Regions from separate parts of the Homo sapiens genome. Here region 2 is linked to region 1. Evidence: read pairs that join two places in POLR2A ChIA-PET (ENCODE). Cell type or tissue: Panc1. All regions are shown on one strand. Links, peaks and the distances in the headings refer to the core of each region. The heading gives the core; the rest is flanking DNA.

The links. Peaks named below come from ENCODE experiments on the same cell type or tissue, not always from the same donor. Only the 100,000 strongest peaks of a DNase experiment are listed, where the experiment ranks them.
Region 2: POLR2A ChIA-PET joins it to region 1 with 7 read pairs; 3 of 35 experiments call an interaction of 5 or more read pairs at or near these places.

The regions. Positions count from the first base shown.
Region 1 is chr7:151,512,493-151,516,880 of GRCh38, reverse strand. The region is part of intron 1 of RHEB (Ras homolog, mTORC1 binding); the gene reads left to right. Among named protein-coding and RNA genes, the nearest start is that of RHEB, 5.2 kb to the left of the region's middle. In Panc1, for the core only: no CTCF peak of the experiment used is centred there; no DNase peak of the experiment used is centred there; H3K4me3 peaks cover 510 bases; H3K27ac peaks cover 1,576 bases.
Region 2 is chr7:151,680,819-151,685,206 of GRCh38, reverse strand. All of the region lies in intron 3 of PRKAG2 (protein kinase AMP-activated non-catalytic subunit gamma 2), which reads left to right. Among named protein-coding and RNA genes, the nearest start is that of PRKAG2-AS2, 120 kb to the left of the region's middle. RefSeq lists enhancers at 800-1,384, 1,385-1,968, 1,969-2,554, 4,273-4,388. In Panc1, for the core only: no CTCF peak of the experiment used is centred there; no DNase peak of the experiment used is centred there; H3K27ac peaks cover 1,839 bases.

The DNA.
Region 1 (4,388 bases), core at 90-4,089:
TGTGTTTCTAGATTGTGGTATTTTGTGATGCTGAGCTGTTTGTCCTATATTCTGGGGGTAGAGCCACATAAAAAGCCTCCACACCTTTCTTAGAATGTTCTCTTGATTAAATACATTAAGCCAGTTTGACTAGTAGGATACTTGTCATTGTGATTTGTCATGCCACAAACTTTATTTTTAAAGTTGTCTTCAGATAAAACAAAAAAGTGCTATGTTTGTTTAACTAGTTGGCTTTCTTTTTTTTTTTTTTTTTTTTTTGTGACAGAGTCTCACTCTATCACCCAGGCTGGAGTGCAGTGGCGGGATCTGGGCTCACTGCAACCTCTGCTGCCCAGGTTCAACCGATTCTCCTGCCTCAGCCTCCCAAGTAGCTGGGATAACAGGCGCCTGCCACCCCGCCCAGCTAATTTTTGTATTTTTAGTAGAGACTGGGTTTCACCATCTTGGCCAGGATGGTCTTGAACTCCTGACCTCGTGATCCACCTGCCTCGGCCTCCCTAAGTGCTGGGATTACAGGCATGAGTCACTGCACCCAGCCCACTACTTGGCTTTCCGTTTTCTTTTTTTCTTTTTTTTTGAGTGTTGTCAGAACTACCAATAGGTAAAATATAATTCTCAGGTAGTCTATACAATTCTCCCTGCCAGTCCCCTGTACTTTTCCTGGTATTTACAATGTTAAAGCTTTTAAGGACACGTCACCTATAACTCTGGGAGTCTGGCTTTCAGGGAGTGCTTTGTATTAACTGTTGCCGTGATGGCCAAAAGTACCAGCTCCCTGACATTCCGTTATTTCTACCACAACGGAGTAGTCCCGCGATAGGAAGTAACTCAACTTAAAATGGTAGTGTTACGTAAACTGTCTTCAGCCTGGTACATCTTTCACTGGGATTTTACCTGTACAGAGAGCTTTGGTAACCTAGTTTACCATTAGACCATAATTAAAAGCTGGTTGTCATATATAAGCCTCTTACATACAGTTAATAAGAGGGATGGGATCACAGGCATGTGAAAGATCATAGGGGGAAAATGAAACAGCTTTGTGGTTTGGAAGAAGGCAATTCAGCAAAAGTACTCAAATTATTACTTTGTCAAAATGTTTAGGTAGTATTTAGAGTCTTCATGAGGAAAGATGTCATTAAATATTTGGTTGTTCCCAGCAGATTCTGACTTACTGTTTATTTTTTAAGTTAACCTATCATTTGTTGACACTTTTTATTGAAAAATTGAAAGGCAAAACAATATTTGCTATGTATGACATCTACCAGTATGTGAAATTGTATATTCAGGTGCTTAATATTCTGATGTTGTATACTTGTGGGTGGGGGTAGTCCTGAAGTGCCCACTTTGTATTGAAACTTGAAATTACTGTTTTTCAGTCTCATTCATTGTTCTGCACAAGAGCATAATCAGAATTCAGATTTCTGATTATGGCTTTCCAGTGCCAAATGTTATTTTGCTGTCCATATGGGTTATATCTCTCTGTACTTCATCACCCCAAAAAGAAACTCTGTACTCATTAGCAGTCACTCTCCATCCTGCTTCCCTGTCAGCCCCTGGCAACCACTAATCTTTCTGTTTCTATGAATTTACTTACTCTGGACATTTCATATAAATAAGAACATACATATGTGGTCTTCTGGGGCTGGCGTCTTTTACTTAGTATAATGTTTTCAAGGTTCGTTCATGTTGTAGCATATGTCGCTTCTTCCTGTTTAGTGCTGACTAATATTCTGTCATGTGAGTATACCACATTTTTTCTATGCATTTGTCAATTGGATATGTGGGTGGTTTCTTTTCTTTCTTTTTTTTTTTGGCTATTATTTTTTATTTATTTACTTTTCTGAGGCAGGGTCTTGCTCTGTTGCCCAGGCTGGAGTGCAGTGGAGCTATCATGGCTCACTGCAGTGTCAACCTCCTGGACTCAAGTGATCCTCCTGCCTCAGCTTCCCGAGTAGCTAGGACTGCAGGTGTGCGCCATCACACCCAGCTAGTTTTTTTATTTTTTTGTAGAGGTGGGAACCTTGCTTTGTTGCCCAAGCTGGTCTTGAACTCTTGACCTCAAGCAATCCTCTGGTCTCAGTCTCCCAGTGTTGGGATTACAGGTGTGAGACACCACTTGGAGCTCTACTTTCTGGCTACTATGAATAATAATGTTTTGAACATTCCTGTACAAGCTTTTATGTAGACATGTTTTCATTTCTCTTGGGTACATTCCTAGGAGTGGAATTGCTGGGTCATTATGGTTAACTCTGTGCTTAATATTTTGAAGAACTGTCAGATTTTTTCCAGAACAGCTGCACAATTTTATATTCCCATCAGCAATGTATGAGGGTTTAATTTTCTCCACATTCTCGTCAACAATTGTTACACTGCCTTTTTCATTTTAGCCATCCTATTGGGTGTGAAGTGGTATCATAGGATTTGCAAATAATTTCTCCTGTCTGTGGGTTGTCCTTTTACCTTCTCGATGGTGTCCTTCAAAGCAGAAAGTTTTTAATTTGAAGGCCGATATATCTATTTTTCTCCTGCCACTTATGCTTTTGGTGTCACATCTTAGAAGCCATTGCCTAATCCAAGGTCATATAGATTTACTACTATATTTTCTTCTAGATATTTTATCCTGTTAACTCTTACATTAGATCTGTGATCTATTTGTGGTTAATATTTGTATATGATGTGAGGGAGGGATAGAACTTTATACTTTTGCATGTGGATATCAAGTTGCCCTAGCTTCTTTTGTTAAAATAATGTTCTTTCTTCATTGAATTCCCTTGTCCGAGATGAAGTGACCGTCAATAGAAGAACTCACTCATTCCATTGATCTGTATGTCTGTCCTGCCAGTACCATACGATCTTGATTACTGTAGTTTTGTAGCTGGTTTTTAAATAGGGGCATATGAGTCCTCTAACTTTATTATTTCTGAAGATGTTTTTGGGTATTCTCAGTCCCTTGCATTTCCATATTGAATTTTAGGACTAGATTGCCAGTTTCTGCCAAAAAAGCAACTGCAATTTTGATAAGGTGTTTCACGGTTTTGCAGGTATCTTTTAATGTCTTAACAGCTGGATTCTCATCTCTGCTCCTGAATTCATTCCCTTAACGTTATTTTAATGAAGTAAGGAGTACTTGAATAGTTTTTCAGGTAGTTGAATATTCTTTGATACCGAAACTTCATAAGTGATAGTTTGCAAAGAATAGTTACACTATGCAATCTGAAATCATATTGATGAATTTGCCCAACTCCGCAGGTCTGCTTTATACTTGGAATGGATCTTCTACCATGCCTGGTTTTGTAGCGTTACTGGTCATTTGGAAAATATTTGTTCATCGTTACGCAGATCTTCCACATGTTGACACATTTTATTATACAAGCATTTTTAAAAATCACATTTGTTAATATCACCACCAATCTCTGCAAAGTCTTAAGTTTTAGAACACTGTTCGCTATGAGTGGTGCAAGTTTTCCAAAATTCTAATTTCCTCCTTGAGTTCAAATAATTTCCTTGGCAACATGCTACCAGTTTTTACTTGAATTGACTGTTTTGTTTCTTTAATTTCCAAGAAAATGTCTGCCAGCTATTCACATTTGCAATAATGATAGTTTGTCATCATTCTTGCAAGTAAAAAAGGCATTCCATGATAAAAGTGGCCAGTTCAGATCACTTCTCAAATGACTGCACAAGTGCTTTTTTTGGAAACAACCATCATACTTCAGTATGTAACAGAGGTGCTTTATGTGTACATCTCATTTTGTCGTGCAGAATATTAAAAAGACAGGTACCAAAGGGTCAAGATTTAATATAATTTTACTGCTTTTTCAAGGACACTGTTAAGTAGAAACAGCTCTTTTCCCACTGTGAATGCATGGTAGTAAAGAATACAGTGACTTACCACTCAGTTTGTAACTACTGTTTTTGATTCATGCCAAGGGGTGCCGAGCTAGCAGTTTTCCCTACCATTGCTTTTGCACCCTTAGTACAAATGGGAACTTTGTGGAAAAGGCAAATGATAACTTAATATTGCTATGAATATCGTTTTGACCTCATGAGACCCCTGAAAAGATTTTGGTAAACCCCTTAGAGGTCCACAGACCACCCTTTGAGAACCATTAAACTGTTGTAAGCTAGGATCTTGTTCACTGCTGTGCAAAATCGAATTGACAGTGACTGCATCCTAAATGCTGTTCACAGCGATATGGTTCCCACAGTGTTAGAAGAGCCTCCTAGGAGAGGCCCTGTAGCGTTGTGAGAGACAAAGATGGCAAGGCAGGAAAGAACTTGGCGTGGTTAGAATGGAAGGAAGCACGAGGGAGGCCAGAGAACATCAGGAGAGTTATGATATCTGTGTGCCTATTGGTTTGGCCTCTGATTGTGTTGCATTTTTGGAT
Region 2 (4,388 bases), core at 153-4,152, 170 kb before region 1:
CACCAACACGGAGGGTGGAGAATGGTAGAATGGTCTTGAAGATGACCTCGCCACTCCCACCCTGGGCTGGGGGGAAAGAGAAGAAATGGCTGAAGGCTCAGGCAGGCCCGCTCTGTGTAGGGTATTCCTGCCTCTGTGCAAATGAAACAGCAGCCTGCAGTGGGTTATAGAGGAAGTGGACTCCTGGGCCTAAGTGGTACTGATACCTAAAGTCACCCTGGTCCAGGCGCTGTTCAATGAACTGACGTGTGGCACCTGGAGCTTGTCTTGGGGGTGACCAGCTTTTTCCAATTTCTTACGTCTCCAGGTGATGAGAAACCAGGGACTGGCCTCCACGCCCTCAGGAACAGCTTCCAGAGTGCATTGTGGCTGACTGTGGCTGGGGGCACTGGGATGGCTATGGCCAGGACTGCCTGGAGGAGACCCCAACTTGTCAGAGAGGGCTCAGCTGGGATTTCTCACCTCCACACTGAGCCTGTGTGGAGGGGCCGCAGGGTGGAGTCAGCCAGGGGTGAGCTGCAGCTTGAACTTCAGGTGTGTCACACTCCTGTCCCCCAGGCAAGGCAGAAGCTAGAGCTGGCTCTGAGCTTCCGACCAGCAGGGTCTTCTCCCGGAGACGTCACCTGCTATCAATGGCAGCTGCCCATACTGAATACGGGCCTTATCATTCAGTGTCCTAGGGTGCTTTGCTTCTTACCTCTTACTCATCACACAAAGCCCACGGGCAGCTCAGATGTTCAAAGAATGAAGCAAGCCTCTGAGCTGACTCCTCTGAGGCCACATAGCTGGCGAGTGGTGACTTAGGGTCCAGCCCAGGTTTCTGGCCCCAGAGCTCAGCTGCTTCCACGGTGCTGGCCAGTCCTTATCCTGGTTTGGGAGTGGAGGCTGGAAACTGTATCGTTGGGGGCAGGAAACAAGGACATTCAGCTGGGGTTCTGAAGGGGCTTTTCCCAGGGGTGTGGGCAGGGTTTCAGGAGTCATTACCGCCCAGGCCTGGAGCGACGAGGGGAAGAGGAGTTGCTGGAGGCATGGCAGGCAGGGTCCCTGAGGATACTGCCCCTCTATTCCCTGGCTCCCCCAGCCTCCTGCAGTTGCCTGCACTGCCCAGAGCCATTCTGGAGTCAGAGGGCTGGGCACTCAGCTCCAGCGGCCCTGGAGGGTAGGGCTCTGGAATGAGGGGTGGAAGGTAAAACCTGCGGGCAATAGGGGCCGTGCGGGGAGAGGGTGTAGGAGCCAGGCCAGAGGGCACCTGAGAAAGGGCCAAAACATTGAAGCAGTGGGTTTGCTCCTTGAGAAAACAGAGTCCTAAGCAGACATCAGAGGCTGGGTTCTGGGTCACCTGCCTGGCCTGAACTTGTGTCACACAGGGTCTCGCGCCGCCCAGGGTCTCCGCCTGCCTGCTGGTTGCATCCCTCTGTGTGCTACAGCTACTCAGCACAGGTACTCCTGTCCCTCTCTGGCTGTGGCACTTTCGTTGGGCACCTCCCTGGGCCACCGTTCCCCCTCACGGCGCTCGCCATCCTCCCTCCAAAGTAGGGAACAACACCTGGCCCCTCACTCTGATGAGTGGTAGGAGGTTTCAAAACCCTGTATAAGCAAAGCCTCCCTCCAGTGTCAATGGAAATGTTGCTCTTCTCACTTCATGGCTCTTGTAACAACAGTCAGCAGAATACATTACTTCCTTCTTGTCGTTCCGTTCCTCAGGCAGGAATGAGGCTCTAGCTCATTCCATTTACGCAGTGGAGGGGCCGGATTGCACCAGATAGGCATCTGGTCTACCTGGTTTATTTTTACCAAGGCAAGGGGTGGATTTGTCCCAGAGCCCATGGCAACTTAGTGGTAAAACCAGACCTAGAGCTTGGGGCTTCTGAGGGCCAGGCCTCTGTTTCCACCCAGCACAGCTATTCCGTTCCAGCAGGGCTCAGTTCCCTTTGGTGGCACCTCTGTTCTCCTCCTCCTCCTCTCCAGCGCCTGCCAGCAGGGCCAGGCCCTGTGAAGTCACCAGCCCATGGCTCCCCAGTGTCTGGACCCCCTTTCGTGGTGTTCTGTGTGGCTGCCAGGAGCAGTTTCTGTTCCCTCGCTGGGCTGTTCACTGGGCCTGGCTGCCGCCCTGGGAGAATCAAAGGCATTGTTCACTGCAGAGGCTGGCGGCGTCCTAAACAAAGTCCTTAAGGAGCAGGAAAAAGGAGGAGATGTCTTCTCAGAAGGAACAGAAAGGGGGCACCTGTCTGTCCTTTGGCCAGAGCCTTCTTGGGTGACTTTGGCCATGGCCCAGTTCTGCCTGGGCCCTTAGGAGAGGCCCCTGGGCCGGGGCAGACCTGTGTCCTCCTCCAGGATCGGGGCCCAGCTCTTTCCTGGGGTTTCTGAGCCACCGTCCCACCCCCACCCTCAGGCCCTCTCCTCTTCCCTGAGCTCCCCCCTGCTTTCCTGGTTCTCGACTTTATTGCATGGTGGTGTTGGGGCTGATTTTTTGGTTTTGTCCCCATTTCTCCTACAGACTACAGGGACTTGCTCTAATCCATCTTAGCACCTCCTTCCTCAACACCCCCAGCATACTTGGCCCGTGGAAGCTGTCCAGGAACTATTCATTTACTGATCAGACCCAAGGTTGAGTTCAGCAGTTGACCTTATGATTAAGAAATACATTGGTCTATTTAAAAGTAATGGGGGGCCAGGCATGGCGGTTCACACCTATATTCCCAGCACTTTGGGAGGCTGAGGCAGGAGGTGACTTGATACCAGGAGTTCAAGACCAGCCTGGGCAACATAGTAAGATGCCATCTCTACAAAAATAAAAAAATTAGCTGGTGTAATGGTATTTGCCTGGAGTTCCGGCTACTCAGGAGACTGAGGTGGGAGGATCACTTGAGCCCAGGAGTTTGAGGCTGCAGTGAGCCGTGATCATACCATTGTACCCCAGCCTGGGCCACAGAGTGAGACCTTGTCTCAAAAAAAGTAATGAGGGATTGTGTCAGCATTGCCCATTTTCCCTTTTATTTATGAATAGTGATACCAACATTGAAAAGAAAAAAAGCTTAGGAATCATTCTTACTACCCACCTTACCTGACTCATAAGACAGTTGTTTCTCTACTGATTGAATAGCATAAACCTGAGTAGAAGTCACTTCTTTGTTGGTCTACCCTTCCTGGCTGGCATGGAAGAAAACCCTCTTTGGGGGAAGCCTGTCCCTCCCTACATGGGGCTGTCCCACCTTAGGAAGCACATGGGGTCCCAAGCTCACTCCGTCTCTGTGCCCTTCTCTCTTCTGTGGCACCTCTTCTTTCCCTCTGCAGTCACCCAGTGTCATCCAAGCTCTCCTTCCTGTTGGCCCCGTGAAGCCCCACTTCTGGGAGAGTAATTCATACAGCTAAAATGTAATTTTAAGTCTTCATGTTCTTTCTCTCGGTGATACCCCAGTTTGATTGTGGCAGAAAGTGTCTGGGTTATAGAGTCAGGACAGTGGAGCTGAGGTGTGGTCCCTGCCATTTATTCGCTAAAGGACCATGGATAAGTAGCTGAACTTTCTCCAGCTACCAGTTTCTTCATCTGTGAGGGGCAGAGGGGGCCAGAGTGTGTAAGCCCTCTGTAAACAGGGTGGCATCGTGCAAAAAACAAAAAAAAAGTGTTGATGCTGCAAGACTCTACCCCCTCTTAAAAACATTTCGGGTATCAGTCAACAGATAGGGCATATGTTAGGTTCCAGGAGGGTTCACTCCCCATGCCCCTAACTACACACATATCCCTAATGCACACACTGTGAGTCTCAGCATTTCACCTGTCCCTTCCTCTAAAAGTTTCCCTTCCCCCTCTGTAGTCCAGAGTGCCACCTGTTTTCCCCACAGGAGTCACCAGCTCTGGAAGGAACAGGAAGGCCAGGTGGAAAGATGGGAGCAGCTTCTGAACTTGGAAAGATGGCAATGATAGAGAATCATTCAGCCCCACCAGAAATGAGGTGTTCCCACCCCCAAATGAACAGTCCACCTTCTCATCTCCTCGGCCCCAGAGGTTCACTCCTGCATCCCGCCACCTCTCTCACCTCCTTTGGGACTGGGTTAGGATCATTCCAGTACTCACACGGGGGTGGCCTGCAAGGGGACAGGGCCATGGGAGGAGCGGACACCGTGGTTTGTGCTCTTAAGAGCTCTCGGCAGGGGGTGGGGAGGGGCTTGGTCACAGTTGCATTCTCTTTAAACTGTTTACTTGAAAGATGAACGTTCTGTACCCAAAGAACTAGCAAGGAGTTTTCATGGGCTGTGAACATCCCTTGCACAACAGTGACTAAGCTTCATCCCTGAAGAATGTTGGAAGTGGAAAAACTTCTCGAAGAGAAAGAGCAAGGGAGAGGACAGCTCAGGAAGGCACAGCCATGGCCCTGATTCTAGTGGGA